Linked DNA regions of Homo sapiens: region 2 is linked to region 1. Evidence: chromatin loops called from intact Hi-C (ENCODE). Cell type or tissue: ovary. All regions are shown on one strand. Links, peaks and the distances in the headings refer to the core of each region. The heading gives the core; the rest is flanking DNA.

Region 1 (15,324 bases), core at 1,758-9,757:
GAGTTATCAGAAGACATTCTTTTTCATCTATACTTGGTAAAAATAATTTGTGTGGGAAGCAGTAGTTAATTTACTATATAGCACCAATTGAACTAGGAAATCAGATTTTTACTTAATTTTTCACACTTTTTTCTTAGAATATATTTCTCTAAGTTTCTATCCTTTCTGCTGTCCCAAATTTATTTGGTTCAAACAGAACATTAAAGGTACATGTTGAACAACCCTGAAATAGACTATTTTAAAAAACCAATATACAGAAATCCAGATTAATCACCCTTCAAAGGATAACTCAAAGGTTACTATCTATATGACCAAGGATTTTTACTTTGTAAATAAAATCTACAGCAGTTCATTCAGAAATGAAGGAGAAAAAAATTAACTGCGGAGTCTTTTACTTAAGGTCCCCAAGTATATTTAAAATATGATTCCATTAATAAAGTCAACTTACAGCTTTTCAGAAAGATGTTTATTGTGTAAAGAAAGGTATATTTATAAATACCAATAAATGAACATCTTCGCCTTAACAGCACCATTCTAATTTAAGAGAAGGTGATAATTGTAGAGGGATTAGAAATAAGTGAAAAACTATGATTTTTAAAAGTTTAAAAAAATGACATGAACTATTAAATCCCATAAGCAGGCAAAATCTTTTCATGATCAAATTAACTGAAACAGCCTATAAACGTACAAAAGGAAAGCAAAACCGACAACACTTACTTAAAAGATACTGCCAGTAACACCTCCAGATCTCTTGTAAATTTTTAAAAACTAGTTGAATGAGGTACAGAGAAAAAGACCAGCCTCCCACCAGGATGACGTAAATGGGACTTTTCTAAGACAGAGAGTAGAAGTGAAAGCAAAAAGTTACAACAGGCTTTCCATACATAAAAGAAGCAAAATGGAACTATGATTTTTTTTTTAAAAAATTCAACCTACTCAAAATGCACAAAAAACACTTCTCTTAAAAAGATGTCCTTTATACTTAAAATGGTACAGTCTGCAACGAACACTGGGAAGATGAAATGCTAAATAACTTAAAAGCCTGGCTATATAATTAAAAAACAGGAAGCAGACTTTAATCCCCCTCTGAGCACAGGATTTTATATAAAAAGAAAGAATTTGTAATCAGGCTCCAAGTTTCATCGTGGAAAGTACCTTTCTGAATCAAGGAGAGTAGGATATTGACTCATCAGCCATCAATACACATTTTCAGTTTTCTAAGATTACCCAGGAAAACAGTCCTTCAGCTATCCAAATTCATTCTAGCTGCACATGAAGATTCTGATACTTACCTTAGGCATAAACTTAGATAGTATAAAAATGATGATTAGCAGAGAGGCCACAATTCCCACAGTCATCCCAGTAGAGTAGTAGAAAATTTGACTTCTGCAGGAAAAAAATGTATTTCATGACCATATGTATATATTTCATACATAGCACTGTTGAAACTAGGACAACTAACCCAGCCGAAAGATTTTAAAAGGTACAAGATTAGAGCAGTACAAGCATCAGAGACATTTCAAATTTGGTTCCAGACCACTGCAATAAACCAAATATTGCAATTGCAGTAAGTAAGTCACACAAATTTTTTGGTTTCCCACTGCATATAAAAATTGTTTACACTATATTATAGTATATTAAGTGTACAACAGCATTATGTCTTAAAAATATATATTCCTTAATTAAAAATACTTTGCTAAAACCTGCTAAAGATCATCTACGCCTTCAGTGAGTCATCATTTTTTTTGCTGGTGGAGGGTCTCACTTCCATGTTGATGGCTGTTGACTGATGAAGGCAGTGGTTTCTGAAGGCTGGAGTGGCTGTGGCAATTTCTTAAAATATAATGAAGTTTGCTGCATTGACTCATCCTTTCAATGAAGATTTCTCTAAAGCATGCAATACTGTCTGATAGCATTTTACCACAACTTCTTTCAAAACTGGAGTCAATCCTCCAACAGCATTAACCCTTAACAAGAGGATCACCCCTCCTTTGAAGCTAGGCACTGACTTCTCTCTCGCTATCAAAGTCCTCAATGGCATCTTCTTCTAGTATAAGGCTATTTTGTCTACACTGAGGAGCTCTTTAATTGTAGCCACTTTCAACAATGATGTTAGCTAGATCTTCTGAATAACTTGCTACAGCTTCTATATCAGTGCTTGGTTCATCTTTTTTTTTTTTTTTTTTGAGACAAAGTCTCACTCTGTTGCCCAAGCTGGGGTGCGATGGCGTCATCATGGCTCACTGCAGCCTTGATCTACTGGGCCCAGGTGATTCTCCCACCTCAGCCTCCCGAGTAGCTGGTACCATGACTTTTTTGTATTTTTTGTAAAGGCAGGGTTTCACCATGTTGCTCAGGCTGGTCTCGAACTCCCTGGGCTCAAGTGATCTGCCCGCCTCAGCCTCCCAAAGTGCTGGGACTACAGGCCTGAGCCACCACGCCTAGCCTACCTTGCACTTATGTAATAAGACAGCTTCTTTCCTTAAATCTCATGAACCAAGAACCTTCACTAGCTGTAAACTTTTCTTCTGAGGCTTCCTCACCTCTCACCCTTCACAGAATTGAAGACAGTTAGGGTCTTGCTCTGGATCAGCCTTTAGCTTTAAAAAAGTTGTATCTGGCCGGGCATGGTGGCTCAAGCCTGTAATCCCAGCACTTTGGGAGGCTGAGATGGGAGGATCACGAGGTCCGGAGATCGAGACCATCCTGGTTAACACGGTGAAACCCTGTCTCTACTAAAAATACAAAAAAATTAGCTGGGTGTGGTGGCAGGCGCCTATAGTCCCAGCTACTAGGGAGGCTGAGGCAGGAGAATGGCATGAACCTGGGAGGCGGAGCTTGCAGTGAGCCGAGATCACGCCACTGCACTCCAGCCTGGGCAAGAGAGCAAGACTCTGTCTCAAAAAAACAAACAAACAAACAAAAAAAGAGTTGTATCTGGTTTAATCTTCTCAACAGCCAACTAAAACTCTCTCCATATCAGCAATAAGGCTGTTTCACTTTCTTATCACTTGTGTGTTCCCTGGAGTAGCACTTTTAATTTCCTTCAAGAACTTTCCCTTTGCACTCACAACTTGGCTAACTGCTCAGGACAAGAGGTCTAGCTTTCGGTCTGTCTTGGCTTTTGCTGTTCTCACTAAGCATAATCAGAGAGATGTATGACTCTTCCTTTCAGTTGAAGACTCACAATCTACTCTAGGGTTATTAATTGGCCTAGTTTCAATATTGCTGTTTCTCAGGGAATAGGGAGGCCCAAGAAGAAGGGAGACGGGAATAACCAATTGGTTGAGTTGTTAGAACACCCATGACATTTATCGATGAAGTTCACTGTCTAATATGGTTTGGCTGTGTCCCCACCCAAATCTCATCTTGAATTGTAGCTCCCATCATTCCCACGTGTTGTAGGAGGGAACTGGTGGGAGATAATTGAATCATGGGGGCAGTTGCCCTCATACTGTTCTCATGGTAGTGAATAAGTCTCATGAGATCTGATGGTTTTATAAGGGGTTTCCACTTTCACTTGGTTCTCATTCTCTCTTGCCTGCTGCCATGTAAGATGTGCCTTTTGCATTCTGCCATGATTATGAGGCCTCCCCAGCCACCAGGAACTGTGAGTCCATTAAACTTCTTTTTCTTTATAAATTATCCAGTCTTGGGTATCTTTATCAACAGTATGAAAATGAACTAATAGGCTGGGCGCAGTGGCTCACGCCTGTAATCCCAGCACTTTGGGAGGCTGAGGCAGGCAGATCATGAGGTCAGGAGATCGAGACCATCCTGGCTAACACGGTGAAACCCGTCTCTACTAAAAATACAAAAAATTAGCTGCACGTGGTGGCAGGTGCCTGTAGTCCCAGCTACTCGGGAGGCTGAGGCAGGAGAATGGCATGAACCCGGAAGGTGGAGCTTGCAGTGAGCCGAGATCGCGTCACTACACTCCAGCCTGGGCGACAGAGCGAGACTCTGTCTCAAAAAAAAAAAAAAGAAAATGAACTAATATACTGTCTTACATGGACATGTGGTGCCCCAAAATAATTGCAACAGCAGCATCAAAGATCACTGATTATGGATCACCATAACAGTTATAATCATATGAAAAAGTTTGAAATATTATAATTACTAAAATGTGACACACAGACCCCAAGTGAGCACATGCTGTTGGGAAAACGGTGTGATAGATTTGCTTGACCCAGGGTTGCCACGAACCTTCAATTTGGAAAGAAATGCACTATCTGTGAACCACAAAAAAGTGAAGTACAATAAAGTGATGTGTGACTATATTTGCCCAAAACTTGAGGTCAGAGAACTGTAGAGACTGATGCTATGTAGTTACTGCCAGATTATGAAGATTAGGATTAAAGGTCTTCCCTCATGTATTTCCCAATAATCAGCCTTTACGTAATGTCCTATTCACATCCCCATCATCTCTCCCGACCTGAATATTATTATTTTGTCACCCAGGCTGGAGTGCAGTGGTGCAATCACGGATCACTGCAGCCTCAACCTCCTGGGCTCAAGTGATCCTCCTACCTCAGACTCCCAAGTAGCTGGGACTACTGGCATGCACAACCATGCCTGGCTAATTTTTGTATTTTTTTGTAGAGGCAGGGTCTCACTATGTTACCTAGGCTGGTCTCAAACTCTTGGGCTCAAGTTATCCTCCCCCTTCAGCCTCCCAAAGTGCTAGGATTACAGGGGTGAGCCACCACAACCAGCCCCCCATTCCAGATTTTTTCTACCAGTTATTCCTCCCTGTTTCTCTCAGCATCACCAAAATAACAACTTCCAGCAACCCCACTCCAGCCCAACTTCAAACTCCAATTGTTAATCTTGCATTCACTACTCCACAAATACTTTTTACTTGTATACAAACTTAATGTTGATTTTACCTTCATTCAATGTTTATTTAGTTACCTATATATTTTCTTCATATTTGTACATGTCAGTCTCACCTGTCTTAACTAGTAGGTTCCTAAAGGAAAAAATGAATAAACACTTGATTTTTTTTTTTTTTTTTAAACAGGGTCTCCCTCTGTGGCCCAGGTTGAAGTACAGTGGTGTGATCTTGGCTCACCGCAACCTCCGCCTCCAGGCTCAAGCGGTTCTCGTGCCTTAGCCTCTCGAGTAACTGGGATCACAGGCACATACCACCACGTCCAGCTAATTTTTGTATAGACAGGGTTTTGCCATGTTGCCCAGGCTGAGCTGTGATATTTGTTTCCTTTTTTTTGAGATGGAGTCTTGCTCTGTTGCCCAGGCTGGAGCACAGTGGCACGATCTCGGCTCACTGCAAGCTCCACCTCCTGGGTTCACGCCATTCTCCTGCCTCAGCCTCACAAGTAGCTGGGACTACAGGCGCCCGCCACCACGCCTGGCTAATTTTTTTGCATTTTCAGTAGAGATGGGGTTTCACCGTGTTAGCCAGGATGGTCTCGATCTCCTGACCTCATGATCCGCCAGCCTTGGCCTCCCAAAGTGCTGTGATTACAGGCGTGAGCCACCGTACCCAGAAGCTATTTGTTTCTTTACGTCTGAACAAAATGAAACTCATCAACCCATGGACCTGTAAAGATGACACCTTAACACATTACTTCTAGCAATAGAAAGGGTGATGATGTTCCATTTCATTGTATTGGCTAACTCCTATCAACCTAATGATGGGCCAACCTAATGTGGGAATTTCACTATTGTCAACATTGTTCAAATAAGAAAAAACAAAAATCATAATACACATTAAAGTATTTTTTTAAATATCCAAGCAGGCAACGGCCAAGCCATAAAGGTCCTGGAAATGGGAATGGCAGTACTTAATAGTTACTATAAAACGCAGGCAGGATAGGTATGAGCCGTTTCATTCTGCACACTAGCCTTGGAACCTACCTGCTCAGCAAGTCTCCACAAAAAAATAGCATAAGTCCAAGAAGGAAAACAAGAAAGAGTTTGGGATCAAATCCTGAAATAAATAAAGATTTTTGCTTAATAAGGGAACAAAACTGCTTAAGGTATTATAGAATAAAAGACAACGTTGGCACTATTGGTCAGCTACAGTAAAAATAAATGCAAACAGCCCACCTAAAAAGCATTTAAATTTCACCTAAAGCCTGGGCACCCTTCCAATGTATAATTAGGTCTCTGTCTAACCTGTATTTGCCTGAAGATCTTACTTTTACTTAGGCTACCTATGCTAAGGTTAAAAGAAACTCAAGCTTCGTTTTGGACAAAGCTAGACACAGTACCATCAGCAATTCATGCAATCACCCACAAGGGGTCTCTATCACTCTGGCTTTCAAGCTTTAAGTCACTCACAGTCATGGAACTCAGCAGATTTGCCCAGAACTGTGGGTCAGGGCCTTGTGTTGTTCTCTAACTGGCTGCTTTTCTTGCCCAACAATACCACCTACTTCCCTTTGCTACAGAACACTGTGCTGGAAAAGCCTACACGCAAATACCTCTCACTCAGGACCAGGGGGCCCTAGCAAAGGCCCCTTAGTGGCATACCAGATACTCCCACAGCTTTCACATTCAAGAGTTCTACGGGAGGCCCACAAACAGAACAGGAGCAGAAGGAATCAGTAACTGTAGAAGGAACGTCAAAAAACAAGCCAACCCTACGTAACCAAAGAACCCTAGGACAAATGGAAGGGCACAACCTATTTCATACTAAACCTAGAAACATTTCTACTACTTACAACATCCCAGGACCCTGTGTAGTAACCAAGGGGAAACAAAGTCAGAGAGAATTCAACAGGATCCATCTCCCCTGAAACTTTCTCAGTCATCTTCAGAAAAGAGAAAACTTCTCCCAGTTCCACTGAATAAGTTTTAAACTGCAGTGGTCTTCATCTTTATTTATGGTTCCATGAATACTCTTTTTACTTGTGAATGATTTTCAATTTTACCTTTCTTCAATTTTTATTAACCATTCACGTCTTTAAATGTAGGCATGTACACATCAGACAGTTACCTTTGTCTAGAAGTGTCCAGAAGGTAGAACACGTCTATCTGATTTACTCTAAGAGTATTTGGCATATATGCTCAGGGACATTAGCAGCACAATGTAATTGGGAATAAAAGAATAAAAGTCTTCACAGTTCCAGGTAAGGAGGTACTCAGAATTTCCTGAGGTGGAGTTTCAATTCTAGGCCTGTCTGATAGGGGTGAAGTCTCCATGAACTGTTTAGAGCAGTGGTATACTCAGGGTTATAATCAGAACCCAACTGGAGCTGTCTTAGGCTGACTTCTCAGTCTCACTAATTATACCCTTCAGAACTCAGTCCTTATCACTACAGAATCCATCAGAAAAACAGAGGTGAGACTTACTCCGGATCACAATGACACTGTACTTGGTGTCCTTCTCTATAATCTCAACTTTGAGGCAGGTTTTTGTGCTGTATAGACCCACGTTAACATAGGTGTCATTCAATTTCTCTTTTAAAAAGGAGGAAAAAAAGTTCCAGATACTAAACTGCTCTAGCTCCTTCAGTTTCTCCTCATTCTCCACCTGGGTGACTCGAACCAATCTGGAACTATTTACTCGGATCTGTAACACAAATAAAATCAGGATGAGAAAAAAGGAAGTAGGAATTTTAATTTTTCACAAATACAATTTTTTAAAAAACCCTCAGACTAACAACCAAATCAGTAATGGTGCCAGTTTTCCACAAAGCTTATCAGAAATATAGAAATACAGTGGCTAAAACATAATTGGGCAAATAACACTGCACATGTTACAGAGAGACAGCTGTTAGAATACCTTCTTGTTAACATGATCTGAATCTACTATTAGGGCAGAACATAGAGGGAAAAAAGACTTCCAAACTGAAAGAGTTATCAATACAGCTATTTATTAGAGATCACACAAAGCAAAGGTCTATAATATTAAGAAAATTGCCAGGCATAAACTGCCCCAGAAAACTAAAAATGTTTTCCGTAATGACAGGCTGAGTTCAATCCATTGTCACAAGCCACTGATTATGAGTAAATGTTGGTTATAATGTGCCCCAGATGGAGTATCACTTTTTTATCAGATAATTTTTTTTTTTGAGATGGAGTCTCGCTCTGTCGCCCAAGCTGGAGTGCAGTGACATGACTTCAGCTCACTGCAACCGCCACCTCCTGGATTCAAGCGATTCTTCTGCCTCAGCCTCCTGAGTAGCTGGGACTACAGGGTGTGCGCCACCATGCCCAGTTAATTTTTGTATTTTTAGTAGAGACGGGGTTTCACCATATTGGCCAGGCTGGTCTCGAACTCCTGACCTCAAGTGATTTGCCCGCCTCAGCCTCCCAAAGTGCTGAGATTACAGGCATGAGCCACTGCGCCCGGCTTGTCAGACATTTTTTTTAAAGAATTTTTTTTAAAAATCCACAAGTTGGCTGGGCATGGCCCCCAGCTACTCAAGAGGCAGAGGTTGCAGGGAGCCGAGGTCGTGCCACTGCACTCCAGCCTGGGTGACTGAGCGAGACTCCGTCTCAAAAAAAAAAAACAAATCCACAAGTCCACCCTTATGTTTTTGATGTGAACAACAAATGTCCTTATCAGTAACTATGCTTATAACAACTACGACATTTCTGAAAGGACCTATTTTGTACAATCACTGTTACAGCCAGACATTCCTGTTTGCCAGGTGACTTAACAGTGTTATGAAATAAATGAGACCAAAGTAATTCTTCAGCTCGGGGGTTTATGAAATATCTCATATAGAATCAGAATAGGAACAGTGGGGCAAAAGAGTTTACATCCTCACAGGCACATAACAGTTTCCAGCCCAAAGAAGGCATAAGGCCTTTAAAAAGAAAGAAGGGGGCTGGGTGCGATAGCTCATGCCTATAATCCCAACACCTTGGGAGGCCAAGGTGGGCAGATCACCTGAGGGCAGGAGTTTCAGACCAGCCTGGCCAACATGATGAAACCCCATCTCTACAAAAAATACAAAAAAATTGGTCAGGTGTGGTGGCGTATGCCTGTAATCCCAGCTACTTGGGAGGCTGAGGCAGGAGAATCGCTTGAACCCGGGAGGCAGAGATTGCAGTGAGCCAAGATGGTGCCACTGCACTCCAGCCTGGGCGACAGAGGGAGACTCTGCCTCAAAAAATAAAAAATAAAAATAAAAAAAGAAAGAGGGGTATGTGTGCGTGCACACACACATACTGCAAAATGAAGGACAAGAAAACAAAGCAGTTTCTTTGGGAAAAGGAGGGAGGAGGAAAGAAGTTTACCTTAGAATACCGTAATCTACTTGAGGGAGCAGAGAGGAATACAAAGTAGGCATAAATGCTTATTGATGAAAACACAACTCAGGATAATCTCAACCCTAACAAGATTGTTAACAACATTTTTTTTAAGCATGTGAAGGGGAAGAAAGTGTCAAAATACTCACTAATCACCAACAGAAATTTACAGAAGCTGCCACTGCCAGAGGATTCCAAGTTATTACCTGTATCCGTGTCCATATATCATGCCATTTTGGGATAAGCACATTTGTGTAACAGAATTGTTGGCTGGCACGCTTTTCACAAACTTGGGATTCCTGAAGCATGACCACATTTACATCAGTTTCAGCTTTATGCAAAGAAAGGAAACAAGAATTAAACATAACAAGCTAATAACTATAACTCATTTCATGAAAAAGATTAAACTAACCATTTTCCTAAACTTTGGGTTAAAACATTAGCCAGACTGAGAAATAAGAAAAAAAACTGAGAAGAAGGAAGAACTAAGGCAGAATCTTATTTCTGTCGTTTAATTATTTAAATATTACACAGTCATTCAGTCAGAAAAGTAATAATAAAAACTACTATTAAGTATCTATTTTTTTTTTTTTTTGAGACAGTCTCGCTCTTTTGCCCAGGCCGGACTGCAGTGGGGCTATCTTGGTTCACTGCAAGCTCCGCCCCCTGGGTTCACGCCATTCTCCTGCCTCAGCCTGTAGCTGGGACTACAGGCGCCCGCCACCGTGCCCGGCTAATTTTTTTTTTTGTATTAAGTATCTATTAAGACAGTATGCTGCCAGGCGCGGTGGCTCATGCCTGTAATCCCAGCACTTTGGGAGGCTGAGGTGGGCGGATGACCTGAGGTCAGAAGTTTGAGATCAGCCTGACCAATATGGAGAAACCCCCCCGTCTCTACTAAAATACAAAAACATTAGCCAGGCGTGGTGGCACATGCCTGTAATCCCAGCTACTCGAGAGGCTGAGGCAGGAGAATCACTTGAACTTGGGAGGCGGAGGTTGAGGTGAGCCGAGATCACGCCATTGCACCCCAGCCTGGGCAAAAAGAGCAAAACTCTGTCTCAAAAAAATAAAAAATAAATACATAAATAAAAGAGACAGTATGCTGTCTCATTTAATGCTCCCAACAATGCTATGAGGTAAGCACTCTCATAATCCCTATTTTATAAATGAGGAACTGATGTTTAAGAAAGATTAAGTAATTTGCTCCAAAATCACACAAATAGTAAATAGCCTATCTGAGATTCACCCCCAGGTCTGACTATGGTCTTAAACACTAGATATACTTCCTGTCCTATAAAGGAATAAAGTAAGCTAAACTACTCCATCTGTTGATTTTCTCTATCCCTTTCCTGAGTAGAACAGAATTGGCAGGTTTTTTATTTTATTTTTTTATTTTTTTTTTGAGACAGGGTCTGGCTCTGCTGCTCAGGCTGGAGTACAGTAATGTGATCATAGCTCATTGCAGCCTCAAACTCTTGGGCTCAAACAATCCTCCCACTTCAGCCTCCCAAGTAGCCAGGACTACAGGTATACACCACCACACCCAGCTAGTTTTTTTTTTTTTTAAAGAGACAAGGTCTTACTATGTTGCCCAGGCTGGTCTTGAACTCCTGGCCTAAAGCAATCCTCCCACATTGGCCTCCCAAAGCACCCACGCTGACCTCCCAAAGCACTGGGATTACAGATCTGCCACCATGCCCAGCCAGCATTTTTTTTTTTTTTTTTCAGACAGGGTCTCACTCTGTCACCCAGGCTGGAATACAGTGGTGCGATCTTGGCTCACTGCAACCTCTGCCTCCCAGGTTCCAGCGATTCTCCCACCTCAGCCTCCTGAGTAGCTGGCATTACAGGCATGAGCCAACTCAATTGGCTAACTTTTTTTGTGTGTGTGTATTTTTGTAGTAGAGATGGGGTTTCACCATGTTGGCCAGACTGATCTAGAACTCCTGGCCTCAACTGATCCACCCACCTCAGCCTCCCAAAGTGCTGGGATTACAGGCGTAAGCCACCACGCCCAGCCAGCAATATTTTTAATATATAGTACTTTTGGAGGATACTAAAAGATTTCAAGGTTGTTTCCTTCCAGCTGTTTTGTGTCACTTCAAATTTTAACAGCAGGCAATGATTACATGCAGTCCCTCTGATTTACCAAAACAGAAGATTCTCCTCTCAATTTGTATTTAATATCAGCTAATTCAAGATTTAAAAGTGACCACTGTCCAGCCGGGCATGGTGGCTCACACCTGAAATCCCAGCACTTGGGGAGGCCAAGGCAGACGGATCACTTGAGGTCAGGAGTTCAAAACCAGCCTGGCCAACATGGTGAAACCCCGTCTCTACTACAAATACAAAAAAATCAGCTGGGCATGGTGGCGGGCACCTGTAATCGCAGCTTCTTGGGAGGCTGAGGCAGAAGAATCGCTTGAACCTGGGAGGGGAGACTGCAGTGAGCCGAGATCGCGCCTCTGCACTCCAGCCTGGGTGACAGAGCAAGACTACGTCTCAAAAAAATAAATAAGGGGCTGGGCGCCGTGGCTCACACCTGTAATCCCACCACTTTGGGAGGCCGAGGCAGGTGGATCACCAGGTCAGCAGATTGAAACCATCCTGGCTAACAAGGTGAAACCCCATCTCTACTAAAAGCACAAAAAAAATTAGCTGGGTACGGTGGCGGGCGCCTGTAGTCCCAGCTACTTGGGAGGCTGAGGCAGGAGAATGGCATGAACCCGGGAAGTGGAGCTTGCAGTGAGCCAAGATCACACCACTGCACTCCAGCCTGGGCGACAGAGCAAGACTCCATTTCAATATAAATAAATAAATAAATAAATAAATAAATAAATAAATAAATAGTTGGGAGCCAAGATCACACCACTGCACTCCGGCCTGGGCGACAGAGCAAGACTCCATCTCAATATCAATAAATAAATAAATAAATAAATAAATAAATAAATAGTTGGGCCCAGGCGTGGTGGCTCACGCCTGTAGTCCCAGGACTTTGGGAAGCCAAGGTGAGGGGATTGCCTGACCTCAGGAGTTTGAGACCAGCCTGGCCAACATGATGAAACCCCATCTCTACAAAAAAAAAAAGAAAAAAAAATAAGGCCAGGCACGGTGGCTCACACCTGTAATCCCAGCACTTTGGGAGGCTGAGGCGGGCAGATCATTTGAGGTCAGGAGTTTGAGACCAGCCTGGCCAACATGGCGAAATCCCACTCTACTAAAAATACAAAAAAATTACCCGGGCATGGTGGCACACACCTGTAATCCCAGCACTTTGGGAGGCTGAGGCGGGCAGATCACTTGAGGTCAGGAGTTTGAGACCAGCCTGGCCAACATGGCGAAATCCCACTCTACTAAAAATACAAAAAAATTACCCGGGCATGGTGGCACACACCTGTAATCCCAGCTACTCGGGAGGGTGAGGTAGGAGAATCGCTTGAACCTAGGTGGCCGAGATGGCACCACTGCACTCCAGCCTGGGCAACAGAGCAAGACTCCATCTCAAAAAAATAAATAAATAAATAAATAAAAATGTATACACAAAGATGTTCACAAACTTACAACAATGAAAAACTAGAAATACCACAAATATCCAACCAACAGTACAAACCACCAATATCCAACCAAATGTTTAATCCACAACATTAATAATGATTTTTACCAGGCAGATGGCACGTGCCTGTAGTCCCAGCTACTTGGGGAGACCGAGGTGGGAAGTTACAGTGAGCTATGATTGTGCACTGCACTCTAGCCTGGGTGTCACAGCAAAACCACGTCACTAAAAAATAATAAATGAAGGCCAGGCATGGTGGCTCACGCCTGTAATCCCAGTACTTTGGTAGGCTGAGGCGGGCGGAACACCTGAGGTCAGGAGTTCGAGACCAACCTAGCCAACATGGTGAAACCCCATCTCTACTAAAAATACAAAATTAGCTGAGTGTGGCTGGGCGTGGTGGCTCACGCCTGTAATCCCAGCACTTTGGGAGGCTGAGGTGGGCAGATCACGAGGTCAGGAGTTTGAGACCAGCCTGGCCAGCCTGGTGAAACCCCGTCTGTACAAAAAATACAAAAAGTTAGCCAGGCATGGTGGCATGCGCCTATAATCCCAGCTACTCGGGAGGCAGAGGGAGAAGTGCTTGAACTCTGGAGGCTGAGGTTGCAGTGAGCCTAGATAGTGCCATTGCACTCCAGCCTAGGCAACGAGGGCGAAACTCTGTCTCAAAAAAAAAAAAATTAGCCGAGTGTGGTGGCACATGCCTGTAGTCCCAGCTACTTGGGAGGCTGAGATGGGAGAATGGCTTGAAACAGGAACCGAGATTGCACCACTGCACTCCAGCCTGGGCCAGACAGCAAGACTACATTCTGCGGGGCGGGGCGGGCGGGGGGTGGAGAAAAAAAATTAAATGAACATCTGCACATACATTGGAATGTAATACAAGTAAGACAACATTTACAAAGAATTTTAAGGCCGGGTGTGGAGGCTCATGCCTGTAATCCCAGCACTTTGGGAGGCCGAGGCGGGCGGATCACGAGGTCAGGAGATCAAGACCATCCTGGCTAACACGGTGAAACCCCCTCTCTACTAAAAATACAAAAAATTAGCCGGGCGTGGTGGTGGGCGCCTGTAGTCCCAGCTACTCGGGAGGCTGAGGCAGGAGAATGGCGTGAACCTGGGAGGCGGAGCTTGCAGTGAGCCGAGATCTGGCCACTGCACTCCAGCCTGCGCGAAAGAGGGAGACTCTGTTTAAAAAAAAAAAAAAAAAATTAGCCGGGCGTGGTGGCGGGCAAGTGTAATCCCAGCTACTCAGGAGGCTGAGGCAGGAGAATCATTTAAACCCAGGAGGCGGAGGTTGCAGTGAGCTGAGATTGCACCACTGCACTCCAGCCTGGGCAACAAGAGCAAAACTCCATCTCAAACAAACAAACAAACAAAAAAACAAAAAAAGAATTTTAAATTACTTGGGAAAATTATTGTACTACAAAATCAAACGAGAAAACTATCTCTGGTAACGACTGGCAGCCTCCAGGGAAGAGAACTAGAGTACTAACTGGATACAAATTATCAATTCATAAAAAATTAAAAATATGTGGAAAAAGATCAGAAGAAAGTGTGCTAAAATAGATTGCTTCTGAATGGATTAACAGTGTGGTTTCTGCCTGCTTCTTTATACTTAATTGTACCTTGCCAAATCATCTAAAATAAACATGCATTATTTGGCCGGTCACGGTGGCTCACACCTGTAATCCCAGCACTTTGGGAGGGCCAAGGCGGATGGATCACGAGGTCAGGAGTTCGAGACCACCCTGGCCAACATAGTGAAACCCCATTTCTACTAAAAATACAAAAATTAGCCGGGCGCGGTGGCGGGTGCCTGTAATCCCAGCTACTCCGGAGGCTGAAGCAGGAGAATTGCTTGAACCCAGGAGGCGGAGGTTGCAGTGAGCGAGATCGCACCACTGCACTCCAGCCTGAGTGACAGAGCTAGACTCCATCTCGCGGGCCGGGGGCGGTAAGGAATCAAGGTTTTACAAGAGCAGAAGATAGTAGAGATCACTGCATTTCTGTCAACTACATCCGTTCTGCCACCCGTGCCCTGCGTCCTGACAGAGCATACGCTCAGATGGTGTTTGCTGATTTGCCGAATGAATGAGATGGTCCCTTTCCCGCGGCTGCTCTGCCTGCCCAGAATGGTCCCCAGGTTTTCTCGCTTTTAACCAAGAAACTCAAGGCTTCTGCAACGAGACACAGCCCCCAGGACTGCTTCTCAACCAGTCTAGGCCTCCCTTCCTGTCTCCGCCAAAAGGCTTCAGGCTCCTCCCCACTCTGGAAGCTGCCCCAGCCCGCTTCAGGGCCCAGACCCTCAGTCCCGACGCCCACTAGCCTGCCAAGTTTCTTCCACCACACTACGCCGGCGGCCCTCGGTAGAGCCACCGCCCTTCTGCAGAGTAACGGCCCGCGCCCTCGGGACAATCCCTTTTCCAAAAATAACCCCCTCGGCACCTGCCCCCTTGGCAGCTGCTGCCCGGGCGGTACCTGTGCCGTAGACCAAGCAGCCGGAGAGGATCAAGAGTAGCCGCACTGTCCCACCGCCC
Region 2 (15,324 bases), core at 4,908-12,907, 330 kb before region 1:
ATGGCACAATTTCAGCTCACTGCAACCTCTGCCTCCTGGGTTCAAGTGATTCTCCTGCCTCAGCCTCCCTAGTAGCTGGGATTACAGGCTCCCACCACCACACCCAGCTAATTTTTTGTATTTTTAGTAGAGATGGGGTTTTACTATGTTGGCTAGGCTTGTTTTGAACTCCTGACCTCAGGCGATCCACCTGCCTCAGCATCCCAAAGTGCTGGGATTACAGGTGTGAGCCACTGCACCCGGCTAGGGATTAGAATTCTTACAGCAGCTACACTGAAAGGAGTTCAGATACCACCATTTTCATATGAAATCTCAGAGTCCATCAGATAAAATCTCTTTCTTAGCATTTTGTACTTTTTTTTTTGTATTAAGTTAGTACTTCTTTTTTTTTTTTGAGATGGAGTCTTGCTCTGTTGCCCAGGCTGGAGTGCGATGGTGTGATCTCAGCTCACTGCAACCTCTGCCTCCCCGGTTCAAGCGATTCTCATGTCTCGGCCTCCTGAGTAGCTGGGATTACAGGTGCCTGCCACCACGCCCAGCTAATTTTTTGTATTTTTAGTAGAAACAGGGTTTCACCATGTTGGCCAGGCTGGTCTCGAACTCCTGACCTCAAGTGATCCAACTGCCTTGGTCTCCCAAAGTGCTGGGATTACAGGCGTGAGCCACCGTGCCTGGCCAAGTTAGTACTTCTTAAGGGCAAGGAGGCATGATGTTAATTCATCTTTGTCTCCCTTATAGACCTGATACTTAGAATGTGTTTAATAACTATGTGTTAAATTGAATTAAGGAACCTCAATTTCCAAAACATTAAGGATAGTAAGATAAATCTGTAAATTTTGGGAGGAGGGCAAAGAAAGACTAGAACTCAAAAATTGCTCATTTCTACTAATAATAAGATCTAACTAGATAGAAGGGAAAGGCATAGCGTCTTACCACTCTTCTTAAGAAGTTCTCCTTTTCGGGATTTATCCAGATTTTCAAGAAAATGTTCAAAAACTTTCACATAAGGTGCTAGACTGGTCTTCTTATAATCTAAATTATGAAGAATGTACATTATAATTAGCATACTGGCAGCAAGAATAACATGAAAACACAACTAAGTTTCTTATAAGAATTCTCTAGGGCTGCCCAATTGAAATATGAGAGAAACATACATACTTTTAAATACTATATTAGTCACATTAAAAAAGGTGAAATTATTACTGAGACAGGATTTCACTCTGTCATGCAGACTGAAGTACAGTGGTTCCGTCTTGGCTCACTGCAGCCTCGATCTACTGGGCTCAAGGGATCTTCCCATCTCTGCTTCCTGAGTAGCTATAACTACAGGCATGTACCACCATGCCCAACCAATTTTTTTTTTTTTTTTGGTATTTGTAGAGACGAGGTCTCACTCTGTTGCTCAGGCTAGTCTTGAACTCCTGAGCTCGAGTGATCTCCCAGCCTCGGCCTCTGAAAGTGCTGGGATTACAGACACATGCCACCATGCCCAGCTAAAATATTATTTTTGCATGTAATAAAAATTGAGATATATGATACTCTCTTTCATACAAGTCTTTTATATTTATATATATATATATAATATATATACATATATTTTCTTTTTTTTTTTTTTTGAGACAGAGTGTCACTCTGTTGCCCAGGCTGGAGTGCAATGGTGCGATCTCGGCTTACTGCAACTTCCGCCTCCCAGGTTCAAGCAATTCTCCTACCTCAGCCTCCCGACTAGCTGGGATTATAGGTGCCCGCCACCACAATGAGCTAATTTTTTGTATTTTTAGTAGAGATAGGGTTTCACCATGTTGGCCAGGCTGGTCTCAAACTCCTGACCTCATGATTCACCCACTTTGGCCTCCCAAAGTGCTGGGATTACAGGCGTGAGCCACCGCGCCCGGTCCATGCCTTTATTTTTGAGTCTTGCTCTGTTGCCAGGCTGGTATGCAGTGGTGCAATCTTGGCTCGGGAACCTCCGCCTCCCGAGTTCAAGCGATTCTCCTGCCTCAGCCTCCTGAGTAGCTGGGACTATAGGTGTGTGCCACCATGCCCGGCTAAGTTTTTGTATTTTTAGTAGAGACGGGGTTTCACCATGCTGTCCAAGATGGTTTTGATCTCTTGACCTCGTGATCCACCTGCCTCAGTCTCCCAAAGTGCTGGGATTACAGGCGTGAGCCACCGTGCCCGGCCCCATGTCTTATTTTTGAGACACTGTCTTGCTTTTTTGCCCAGGCTAGAATGCAGTGGTGCAATTGCAGCTCACTGCAGCTTTGACTTCCCTGGCTTAAATGATCCTCCCACCTCAGCCTCCCAAGTAGCTGGGATCACAGGGAGTGCCACCACAGCTGGCTAATTTTTTATTTTTAGTAGAGACAAGGTCTTGTGTTGCTCAGGCTCTGGTCACGCCCTTTTGGAGATTATTAGAAGTTTTTACATTGAGTATTCTTGTTTTTTTTTTTTTGAGATGGAGTCTTGCTCTGTCTCCCAGGCTGGAGTGCAGTGGGGCAATCTCGGCTTATTGCAACCTCCACCTCCTGGGTTCAAGCGATTCTTCTGCCTCAGCCTCCCGAGTAGCTAGGATTATAGGCGCCCGCCACGACGCCCAGATAATTTTTGTATTTTTAGTAAAGATGGGGTTTCGCCATGTTGGCCAGGCTGGTCTTGAACTCCTGACCTCAGGTGATCCACCCGCCTCAGGCTCCCAAAGTGCTGGGCCTACAGGCATCAGCCACTACGCCTGGCCTGCATTAAGTATTCTTTGATTTATAAAATAGTTTAAAAAATGTATACAACAAAAAATTTAATATAGGCAGGGTGCGGTGGCTCATGCCTATAATCCCAGCACTTTGGGAGGCCGAGGCAGGTGGATTACGTGAGGTCGTGAGTTCGAGACCAGCCTGACCAACATGGAGAAACCCTGTCTCTAGTAAAAATACAAAAATTAGCTGGACGTCGTGGCGGGCACCTGTAACTCCAGCTACTCAGGAGGCTGAGGCAGGAGAATTGCTTGAACCCAGGAGGCGGAGGTTGCAATGAGCTGAGATTGCACCATTGCACACCAGCCTGGGTGACAGAGTAAGACTCTTTCTCTAAAAAAAAAAAAAAAAAAAAAAAAAAAAAGAATATACAATTTTATTCATCCATTTAATTATATAACCTATAATGATACCCAATGGGAAAATATGATTGAGAATAAGAAAGGAGTTTCACATAAAATTTGGATTTTAGTAGTATCCTACGTTTGCATGGAATTAAGAATCCTCATAATAGTTCTTTAAAAAGAGTAAGAAAGAAATTATACTTTTTTTTTTTTTGAGACGAAGTCTCACTCTGTTTCCCAGGCTGGAGTGCAGTGGCGCAACTTCAGCTCCCTGCAACCTCTGCCTCCCGGGCTCAAGTGATTCTTGTGCCTCAGCCTCCTGAATAGCTGGGACTACAGGTGTGCACCACCATGCCTGGCTAATTTTTGTATTTTTAGTAGAGACGGGGTTTAACCGTGTTGGCCAGGCTGGTCCCAAACTCCTGACCTCAGGTGATCCACCCACCTTGACCTCCCAGAGTGCTGGGATTACAGGCGTGAGCTACTGCGCCCGGCCACATAATTTTCATTTTGAGACAAGGTCTCTCTCTGACACCCAGGCTGGAGTACAGTGGTGTGGTCAAGGCTTACTGCAGCCTTAACCTCCTGGGCTCAAACAGCCTCTTGAGTAGCTGAGACCACAGGTGCCTGCCAGCATGTCTAGCTAAATTTTTTTTTTTGGAGAGACAGGGTCTCTCTGTGTTGCCCAGGGTGGTCTCAAACTCCTAGGCTCCTCTTGCCTCGGCCTCCCAAAGTGCTGGGATTACAGGTGTGAGGTGAGCAGTAAGCGAGCATTACCGCCTGAGCTCTGCCTTATGTTAGATCAGCAGAAGCACTAAATTCTCAAAGGAGCATGAACCCTATTGTGAACTGCGCATGTGAGGGATCTAGGTTGCGCACTCCTTATCAGAATCTAATGCCTGATGATCTGAGGTAAAAAAGTTTCATCCTGGAACCATCCCCAACTCCTCCCCCTCTCTTTGCAGTCCGTGCAAAAATTGTCTTCCACAAAACTGGTACCTGATGCCAAAAAGGTTGGGGAGTGCTGCGCTGCTATGCGGCATCTTTTTTTTTTTTTTTGAGACGGAGTTTTGCTCTTGTTGCCCAGGCTGGAGTGCAATGGCGTGATCTTGGCTCACCGCAACCTCCACCTCCTGAGTTCAAGCGATTCTCCTGCCTCTGCCTTCCGAGCAGCTGGGATTACAGGCATGTGCCACCACAGCCGGCTAATTCTGTATTTTTAGGATAGACAGGGTTTCTCCATGTTGGTCAGGCCGGTCTCGAACTCAGGACCTCAGGTGATCAACCCACCTGGGCCTCCCAAAGTGCTGGGATTACAGGTGTGAGCCATCGCGCCTGGCCTGCAGTATCTCTTAGGTGTTAGATTTGCCTTCCATTAGCAGGAAGATTTAGAAATTCCTTAGCTTCTTCAAATTCTTTTTTTTTGTTTGTTTATTTGAGACAGTCTCCCTCTGCCGCCCAGGCTGGAGTGCAGTGGCACAATCTTGGCTCACTGCAACCCCTGCCTCCTGGGTTCAAGCGATTCTCCTGACTCAGCTTCCCGAGTAGCTGGGATTACAGGTGCCCTCCACCATGCCTGGTTGATTTTTGTATATTTAGCAGAGTTGGGGTTTCACCATGTTGGCCAGGCTGGTCTTGAACTCCTGACCTCAAGTGATTTGCCTGCCTCGGCCTCCCAAAGAGCCGGGATTACAGGCGTGAGCCACTGCGCCCAGCCAGCTTCTTCAAATTCTTGAATATACAACTTGGTAAACAGTTTAGACATATGTTTACCATAAAACCCACCTATATGCATCAGAAACAAAGAAAAAAAGTACTGCATATATAATAGTTGTTAAATAAATAGGTGGTGAATCTCAGAGACTGATTATTCATACTTATTGATAGTTTAATCTTACAGTATAGATCCTAGCATTAAAAGTTACTTAGGAAATATGTGTTGAATCAGACTGGATTCAATAACACCACTTGGGCTGCTGTTGAAGAAAGGACACAAACATTGTATGCAGTTCCAGGACAAATGCTGATCCATTCTAGTTGAATCAGAGAATTAATTACTGGAGTGACAGATGGATATCTATATAAAAACCCTGTATTTAAAGTGAAGCTTCAAAATATTACCTTACCTCTGGTTCTATGTTTGACATCAGATTCAGCTTCATTCTCCTCTTTTTCCTCTTCATTAGTGGAAATGGCATCCAATTCACGGCAGATGAAGCTGCAAGTAACAGAACAAGAGAATTTTGTTTTTGTTTTTGTTTTTGAGACGGAGTCTTGCTCTGTTGCCAGGCCGGAGTGTGGTGGTGCGATCTTGGCTCACTGCAACCTCCGCCTCCCAGGTTCAAGTGATTCTTCTGCCTCAGCCTCCCAAGTAGCTGGGACTACAGGCATATGCCACCAAGCGCAGCTAATTTTTGTATTTTTAGTAGAGACAGGGTTTCACCATGTTGGCCAGGATGGTCTCGATCTCTTGACCTTGTGATCCACGCGCTTTGCCCTCCCAAAGTGTTGGGATTACAGGCATGAGCCACCGCGCCTCACCACGAACAAGAGAAGTTTAATGTTGGTTTCTGATCAGCATTATCCAGTGTATAATAGCATGTGAATCCCATAAAATTTACTGTAAAAAAATTATGCGGCCAGCTAAATTTGGGATATTCTAAACACCATGATCTCTTCTTGGAGTTTTTCATGCATATTATCATATGAAAGACTGTGAAATACTGTAGTAAAAGATACTTTTAATCTGTTTAAGTCAGAATTTCCTAAATTTACTTGACCTTAAAATCTTTTTCTTACATAACAGCAGGTGAAAATCTTGTATTGTTCTATTAGGGCATCGTCATCTAACCTTTGAACCTTATTTGGTTTCCATAACCAAATATACCATTCCCATGCAACTACTTCTCTAAGGAGGCTAATTCAATTTATTTAAAATTCATAACAACAATTACAAACAAGGAGTGATCAATGATCTGAAACATACCTTATGGTCGGAACAGTAAATGGATCAAACTGGTCCACTTTCTGCAAATCAATAGGCACAGATATGCGACCTGTAAGACACAAAAGTTATAAACTGATGATTGTGGACTATAAATCATTATAGTCATCTCCTACAGGTTATTTTTGGTTAAAATTTTTATTTAAGGCTTAGACAAAGGGTTAAACTTATCTGTTAAGAAGAGTATTTAGAAATATAAATTACTTTCACATTAGCTGTGCCCTTACTCTTTTTTAGAGTTAATGCCTCACTTTGTCACCCATGCTAGAGTACATACAGTAGCATGGTCATAGCTCACTGCAGGCTTGATGTCCTGGGCTCAAGTGATCCTCCCACCTCAGTTGTCTCCCAAAGTGCTAGGATTATAGACGTGAGCTACTGCTCCTGGCCTGGCCAGTTTTTCAATTTTTGTTGAGTTGGGGTCTCACTATGTTGCCCAGAACTCCTGGCCTCAAACAATCCTCTTGCCTCAGCCTCCTGAGTTGCTGGGATTACAGGTGTGAATGACCATGTCCAGCATGCCTTTTATTTCTCTTTAAAAAACCAGCCAGGTGCAGTGGCTCACGCCTGTAATCCCAGCACTCTGGGAGGCTGAGGAGGGTGGATCACAAGGTCAGGAGTTCAAGACCAGCCTGGCCAAGATGGTGAAACCCCGTCTCTACTAAAAATACAAAAATTAGCTGGGTGTGGTGGCGGGTACCTGTAATCCCAGCTACTTGGGAGGGTGAGGCAGAGAATTGCTTGAACCTGGAAGGCAGAGGCTGCAGTGAGCCAAGATCGCGCCACTGTACTCCAGCCTGGGTGACAGAGTGGGACTCTGTCTCGAAAAAAAAGGAAAGAAAAAAAACAAAAACAAAAACCAATAAGCAAATGTGAAGACTGTTGAGCTATTTCCCAGTTGCTCTTATCCCTACTTTTATTTCTATATTTAGAAATAAAGTATATTTAAATATTCCATATTTAAGTTCAGAACAATCTCAGAGTTAGTGAGTCCTGAAAATAGAACAAAATAGATGAAACTATAATATTTACATTGGCTTGGTTTATTTGAGATCAATACAGATACCCACATGTCAGACACCTTTAAAAAGCATTTAGGAAATAAAATAGAAATTCCTCTACTCTTTTATAATACCCCCCTAGGATACCATATAGAATTTAACACATCTCAAAAGTGACGTAATGAGGCTGGGCGCAGTGGCTCTTGTCTGTAATCCCAGCACTTTGGGAGACTGGGGCAGGTGAATTGCTTGAGCTCAAGAGTTCAAGACCAACCTGGGCAACATGGCAAAACCCTGTCTACAAAATATTAGCTGGCTGTGGTAGCACATGCCTGTAGTACCAGCTACTCAGGAGGGTGAGGCAGAAGGATCGCTTGAGCCGATCGGTGAGCCGAGATTGCACCAGTGCACTCCAGCCTGGGTGACAGAGTGAGACTCTTTCTCGAAAAAAATTTTTTTTTGTTTTTGTCAGTGCTAGGAGTAGAGTTCATTTCATTTCTTTCTTTTTTTCTTTTTTTTGAGACAGGGTCTCACTCTGTTGCCCAGGCTGGAGTGCAGTGGCACCATCACAGCTCACTGCAGCCTCAACTTCCCAGGCTCAAGTGATCCTCCTGCCTCAGCCTCTTGAGTAGCTGGAACTACAGGCATGCACCACCACGTCTAGCTAATTTTTGTATTTTTTGTACAAAGGGTGTTTAGACATGTGGCCTAGGCTGGTGTTAGACTCTGGGGCTCAAGTGATTTGCCCACCTTGCCCTCCTCAAGTGCTGGGATTACAGGAGCAAGCTACCACATACAGTCACACACAATTTTTTTTTTATGACCTTGGATGGGTTACATCTTGGGCCACTGTTTTCTCATCTGTACAATGAGAGCTGTTGTCCTAAGATTTTGATGGTCCTCTCCAAATCTAATATGGAACCTCAGAAACCCAACTGAAAAACAGTTACATAGTAGAAACTCATCTGGTAGCTACTTAACTGACTTAGGTATTGGGTGACAGAGCAATTCTTCTACCTTTAAATCATAGACATTATATATATTCAGACCTAATGCCATGCTTACTAAAGCCAATAGCAACTCATTTTTCTTTTAGTTTTCCTTAGTTTCCTTGTGTAGTACCTGTTTTAGGATGAACACTAAAAGGGCTCTTCAGTAGATGATTGATTCCTTTGCTGACATTGATATCCAGCCGTGGAAAACAGTACTGGAGCATAATCTCCCACTCCAGCCAGGGTCCATATTTGTCATTTTTGATGTTATTCTAAAAGCAGATACAAGGCCAACATGAGGATCAGTAGGAACTGTTGAAGATTTCTTTAAAGAAAGTTAAAAAAACGATCTTCAACCATCTTTAACTGACTAGGCAAAGCAATCAATTTAATTAAGAATTGCATTATTATATCTGTAATACAGATTTCAGTGGCATATACCTGATATCTGCTGGCTACTTTCTTCAAGTGCTCCCAACGCTGAAGTGAATTGTGAGACTTTTGGAAGCTTTGTTGAAGTTCATCATGAATTGGTGATGGGTCATTAAGGAACAGACTCATTTAGGGAACATCAATGAACAATTTAGTTTTAAGTATGTATTACCACAAGGGTGTCTTACAAATATTCAGAAAGTAGTTATTAACATTTCTTGAAATATAAATGTTGACTGGGCGTGGTGGCTCATGCCTGTACTCCCAGCACTTTGGGAGGCAGAGGTGGGTGGATCACGTGAGGTCAGGAGATCGAGACCAGCCTGGCCAACATGGTGAAACCCCATCTCTACTAAAAATAGAAAAATCAGCAGGGCATGGTGGTGCACATCTGTAATCCTAGCTACTCTGGAGGCTGAGGCAGGAAAATTGCTTAAATCTGCAAGGTGAAGGTTGCAGTGAGCTGAGATTGTGCCACTGTGCTACAGCCTGGGCAACAGAGTGAGACTCCATCTCAACAACAAAACAACCCACCCCACAAATGTTAAACTCAACAGCTGTATCCGGCCGGGCACAGTGGCTCATGCCTGTATTCCCAATATTTTGGGAGGCTGAGGTGGGTGGATCATTTGAGACCAGCTTGGCTGACATGGTGAGACCCCGTCTCTATAAAAACACAAAAATTAGCTGGGCGTGGTGGCGTGTGCCTGCAGTCCCAGCTATTTGGGAGGCTGAGGCAGGAGAATTGTTTGAACCCGGGAGGCGGAGGTTGCAGTAAGCCAAGATCACACCACTGCACACTCCAGCCTGGGCAACACAGTATAAGACTCCGTCTTAAAAACAACAACAACAACAAAAAAACCCCAAACCAAACCAACACCAGTTGTATCATTGAAATCTTCCCCTGTAAAAATACAGTGATGATATAACAGAAAGAATGCCAAAATAACTATAAGGTATGATGTAAAGTTTTCCCTGGTCTGCATGTATTTTGACTATGTAATTCACCATTCTTTAGCTGTTAATTCTAGGACCAACTTCCAAAATGAGAAAACTGATTTGCAACATGGCCCCATTTTTTATTATGTTCCAGACCAGAGATACTAAAATCCAGAAATACAGGAGATATTTTGTGTAAAAAAGATTAAACTTATAAGTATATGAGAACTTACAAGCAGACATGTCTAACATTTATAATATCACAGATCAAAACAACTAGCTCACACAGAAATGATCACGGGAAAGGATATTTTCAGGAACAAGGGCTAAAATCTTATCCCAGCTTTCTTTATTTTCGAGAATATCTTGATTAACCAAGGCATATTCTTCAAAGTATTTTTTTATTATGTTTATAGATTTTCTGTAAGAACAACAATAACAACAGAGTCCCAACACTATCAGTAACACATATGCCACATAGGTATTGCTGCCATTGTGGGGAAAACTACTGCTTATTTTCATGACATTTTCAGAACTTAACTAGGTAAAATGGGAATACTACCCTGTGCAGGGTTATGATAATTAAATGAGACACTTTTAAGGGAAAAGAACCTGACATAGAACCTGGCACAGAATGGGTATACAAGAAATGTTTACTTTTTAAACCTCACAACTTAGAAGGTTAATATACGCAATAAGGGTAGAAAGTAACCAACCCAGGACACCATAATACATCAGTAGTAGAATGTGGGATGCAGCCTACACTTTCCACTGTGAATTGCTTGTATTAATATCTCAACAATCATATAATGTTTGCAGTTTACAAATATGCATCACATTTACTCTTTCACTTAATCATTGATACAACTGTGAGACAGGTAGAGTGCATGCTGTTCTCCCCATCATAGAGATAAGGAAATGGAGGCAGCAATATTTTGTCAATATTTTATCAAGATCATAGTAAGTGGCAGAATAGGAATTTTTACTCCTAATATAAGGCTTTTTCCACTATCCTAGAGAAGTAGTGAATTCAGTGGAAAAAGCATTGGAGTAGGCTTTACAGTCAGGCAGACCAGGGCATGAATCCTAAATTTAACAACTAACTTGTCGTGTGATGCCAAGCTCATTATAAAATCTCTCTAAAACTCATTTTCCTTATCTATAAATGGAGATACCATCAAGTCTCTTGTGGGGTTTTTTTGAAGAGCAATGAGAACATCTGTAAAGCACCTTTTAGGAATACTGCAGCATAAAATAGGCACTCAATTAACCATAGCTATTATTATTATAAAATGCTACCCAGCAGTGAAAATTGATAGCAAGGTAACTCTAAAGGCACATGCCGGTAAATCAGACACCTTAAAGTGCTTGGAGACTTTTCCAACAGACCTGATAAAAGGGTGAATTTTTTCACTTAGGTGAACTTTCTTTTTAACGTCTTGACCACCCTGAAAAATAAATCATTAAAAAAGAACTTCAGGTATACAATATAAATACAGTCATGTGCAGCATAACGACATTTTAGTCATGATGGACTGCATATAAGATGGTGGGCACGGTGGCTCACACCTGTAATCCCAGCATTTTGGGAGGCTGAGGTGGGTGGATCACCTGAGGTCAAGAGTTCAAGACCAGCCTGAATCCCATCTCTATTAAAAATACAAAAAATTAGCTGGGCATGGTGGCGCATGCCTGTAATCCTAGCTACTCGGGAGGCTGAGGCAGGAGAGTCGCTTGAACTCGGGAGGCAGAGGTTGCAGTGAGCCGAGATCGCATCATTGCACTCTAGCCAGGGTGACAAGAGCGAGACTCCATCTCAAAAAAAAAAGAAAAAGATGGTGGGTCCCATAAGATTGCAATACTGTATTTTTACTGTGACTTTTCTATGTTTAGGTATGTTTAGCTACATCAGTACCTATCATTGTGTTACAATTGCCTACAGTATTGAGTACAGTAACATGCTGTACAGGTTGTAGCCTAGGAGCAATAGGTTATACCATATAGCCTAGATGTATAGTAGGCTATACCATCTGGGTCTGTGTAAGTATACTCCATGACTTTTGCAAAGTGATGTATTTCTCAGGATGTATCCTTATTGTTAAGTGATGCATAATTATAATTAAAACATTTCTAGGGCTGGACGCAGTGGCTCACACTTGTAATCCCAGCACTTTGAGAGGCTGAGGCGGGCGGATCACCTGAGGTCAGGAGTTCGAGACCAGCCTGACCAATATGATGAAACCCTGTTTCCACCTGCCAACACGCCTGGCTAAATACAAAAATTAGCCGGGTGTGGTGGCAAGTGCCTGTAATCCCAGCTACTTGGGAGGCTGAGACAGGAGAATTGCTTGAACCCGGGACGCGGAGGTTGTGGTGAGCCAAGATAGCGCCACTGCACTCCAGCCTGGGTAACAGAGCAAGACTCCGTCTCAAAAAAAAAAAAAAAAATTTGTAGGCTGGATGTAGTGGCTCACACCTGTAATCTCAGCATTTTGGGAGCCTGAAGTGGGAGGATAGTTTGAGTTTAGGAGTTCAAGAACACCCTGGGCAATATAGTGAGACCTTGTTTCTGCAAAAATTAAAAAATTGGCTGGGCGTGGTGGCGCATGCCTTTAGTCCCAGCTACTCAGGAGGCTGAGGTAGAAGGGTCACTTGAGACCAGGAGGTCAAGGCTGCAGTGAGCTGTGGTCACGTTACCGTACTCCAGCCTGGGTGACAGGGTGAGACCGTGTCTCAAAACAAAACAAAACAAAACAAAAAAAACCAAAAAAACAAACCAAAACCAAAACCAAACTTTAACATGTTCTATTATTTTATATATAATAAATCTATTTTATCTATTATTTTACATATGCCACAAAGCAAGATATTTATAGCAAAATAAAATGAAATATCTTAAAACATGTAGCTACTATGACTTTAAATGATCTATTGGTAAGATCATTTACTCTGCAATGTGAATGCCATTAAAGATAAGTTTTAGGCCAGTGTGGTGGCTCATGTCTGTAATCCCAGCACTTTGGGAGGCTGAGGTGGGTGAATCACCTGAGGCTAGGAGTTCTAGGCCAGCCTGGCCAACATGGCGAAACCCAGTCTTTACTAAAAATACAAAATTTAGCTGGGCACAGTGGCAGGAGCCTGTAGTCCCAGCTACTCGGGAGGCTGAGGCAGGAGAATTGCTTGGACCCAGGAAGCAGAGCTTGCAGTGAGCCAAGATCATGCCATTGCAGTCCAGCCTGGGCAACAGAGTGAGAGTCCATCTCAAAAAAAAAAAAAAAAGATAGTTTCATTTTCTTTGACAGTAAACATATCAGGCTTGGTAACATCTAGAAACTAAAGCAATGCAAATTAGAATTAAGAGGATCTTACCTTTACAAGGCTCAAATACTCAACTATCCCAGAACGTACTGCAGAAGACAGTTTTCTAACTGATTCATCACAGACCCAACAATGAACACCTCTCCTTCCAGAATATACCCAGAGACGATGCTTAAATCCAAAGTCCTCTGAGGAAGAGAGAAATAATAGGTTTTAAAACAAATCTATAAACTCCTTAATTAATGTATATTAAATTACTTGTTGTTTCCTGTGCTCCCCATGTTCTTGCTTCATCTCTTTACCCATCCTGGTCTCTCTGCTGGGAATTTCTTTCTTTTTTAAAAAACTATTTTATTAGGCCAGGTGTGGTAGCTCACGCCTGTAATCCCAGCACTCTGGGAGGCCGAGGTGGGCAGATCACGAGGTCAGGAGTTCGAGACCAGCCTGACCAACATGGTGAAACGCTGCCTCTACTAAAAATACAAAAATTAACTGGGCGTGGTGGCGTGCGCCTGTAGTCCCAGCTACTCAGGAGGCTGAGGCAGGAGAATCACTTGAACCCAGGAGGCAGAGGTTGCAGTGAGCCGACATTGTACCACTGCACTCCAGCCTGGCTGACAGAGTGAGACTCGTCACACACACACACACACACACACACACACACACACACACACACACACACAAATTAATGAGATTTGATCACAAAATACAGAGACTAATAGTTAATAGTAGTCAGAGGAAAACCGATTCTTACACTTGACCCCATTCAGAAACTGCTGATACTTGCCCTTCAATGCTCTGTCAATGATGCGTATGGCCATTGTCATGAGGGTCCAGCACTTAGGACATATGTCTGCAGAACTAAAGCAGAGTCATCATTACTCATTGTCAGTGATACCACCCACCCTAACAGCAAGACACACAGTGCTCACCTACAACATCTCCTCACATCGTCATAGTCTGTCATGTCAATGTCAAATACCAGTTCTTTTTCCTGAGCCTGGAAAGCTCCCAGCTTCACTGTATTGTGTTGATTGGGCTACAGATACAAAATATTGATCAGTTTCTATAAGAGCTGCCACACTGCTAAATCTGCTTATTTTCTACACATATGGAAAAAGTTGCCAAACAGAAATAAAGAGACTATATAATGCCAACTTTATGACAGTGAAAGTTCATTATTTTGGATCTTACACATACACTATTGATGAGAGTCTTAACTTTCACCAACTTAAAGCAGGGTTTAATGAATACATATCCATCATAAATGTTTGTTGGTCAATAAGGATAATAATAAAGCTGTTTTTAGTTTTCTGACAAGGGAACGTATACAAATAATGGCCTATTGCAAGGTGTTTTAAGAACCTTTACTTGTTACCATACATAGAAGTATTTAAAAATTTTTCAATAATTCAAAAAGATCTCCCCAATTAGTTTGAATTGAGACTTTATTATAAAGAGGCTATGAGAAGCTGGGCACAGTGGCTCATGCCTGTAATCCCAGCACTTTGAGAGGCTGAGGCGGGCAGATCACTTGAGGTCAGGAGTTTGAAACCAGCCTGGCCAATATGGTGAAACTGTCTCCCTACTAAAGATACAAAAAATAGCCGGGTGTGATGGCATATGCCTGTAGTCCCAGCTACTTGGGAAGCTGAAGCAGGAGTATCATTGAACCCGGGAGGTGGAAGTTGCTGTGAGTCAAGATCACGCCACTGCACTCCAGCCTGGGTGACAGAGCGAGACTCTGTCTCAAAAAAAAGAACCTGAGAGGTTAATTCCACCATAAGTTTTTATAACTGTAAGTCAGAAGGGAGTGATTACTGAGGAGATTCATAAAACTAAATCTTAGGCTGTCAGTAAGGAAAGATAAGAGGCGCAACCCAATTTATACCTCAGAACCCCCAAAAGGCTCAGGGATAGGTGATACCAGGTATTGTTGGAATGAGTAAGTGCGTGTTTAGTGAAGCTGAGATGAAAAACAGGAAGATTTTTCAAGGCCACCCTTGACTGAAGGAAAAAAAAAAGGAGGATTGGTTCAAAGCATAGTTAAGAAGCAGTTAGCTACCCAGATTCGTACACTTAGCTTGCAGAGCTAGGTGACTGCTCTTTCATTTCCCTGGCAGAAGACACCTGAATTATTTTCCAGAGAGCATAAAACAGAAGGTCCCTGGACTTGGACAACAAGTACAATTGAAGAGTGTGTTGTATTGATATTACAAATTGATATTAGGGGAATAATTAGACATTTATATGTGGAATGTTAAGACCCAGCCCTTTCCACCCACTTCTGTACTCTTCCACTACCAACTCAGGCAGGAAGCTAGAAGATTTCTCTCTAAATAATCTGAACAGGGCTGGGCGCAGTGGCTCACGACTGTAATCTCAGCACTTTGGGAGGCTGAGGCGGGCAGATCACGAGGTCAGGAGATCGAGACCAACCTGGCTAACATGGTGAAACCCCGTCTCTACTAAAAATACAAAAAATTAGCCAGGCGTGGTGGCACACACCTGTAATCCCAGCTACTCGGGAGGGTGAGGCAGGAG

What was found. Hi-C counts contacts between places; a loop is a spot of excess contacts. Peaks named below come from ENCODE experiments on the same cell type or tissue, not always from the same donor. Only the 100,000 strongest peaks of a DNase experiment are listed, where the experiment ranks them.
Region 2: a loop joins it to region 1, with 7 times the contacts of the local background. A loop is called at or near these places in 45 of 110 quality-filtered maps.

What each region holds. Positions count from the first base shown.
Region 1 is chr12:57,063,354-57,078,677 of GRCh38, forward strand. It overlaps NEMP1 (nuclear envelope integral membrane protein 1), which reads right to left. Exons shown (of 9, transcript NM_001130963.2): 1 at 15,266-15,324; 2 at 9,435-9,559; 3 at 7,321-7,540; 4 at 5,881-5,953; 5 at 1,293-1,386; 6 at 718-832. Among named protein-coding and RNA genes, the nearest start is that of NEMP1, 7.8 kb to the right of the region's middle. RefSeq lists enhancers at 6,528-6,597, 14,993-15,242. In ovary, for the core only: a CTCF peak has its summit at 6,262 (motif pointing right); a DNase peak (open chromatin) is centred at 6,328; H3K27ac peaks cover 867 bases.
Region 2 is chr12:56,733,214-56,748,537 of GRCh38, forward strand. PRIM1 (DNA primase subunit 1) reads right to left here. Exons shown (of 13, transcript NM_000946.3): 3 at 13,713-13,819; 4 at 13,568-13,641; 5 at 12,832-12,968; 6 at 10,852-10,910; 7 at 9,774-9,883; 8 at 8,533-8,624; 9 at 8,222-8,363; 10 at 6,081-6,150; 11 at 5,221-5,312; 12 at 934-1,032. Among named protein-coding and RNA genes, the nearest start is that of PRIM1, 11 kb to the right of the region's middle. In ovary, for the core only: no CTCF peak of the experiment used is centred there; no DNase peak of the experiment used is centred there.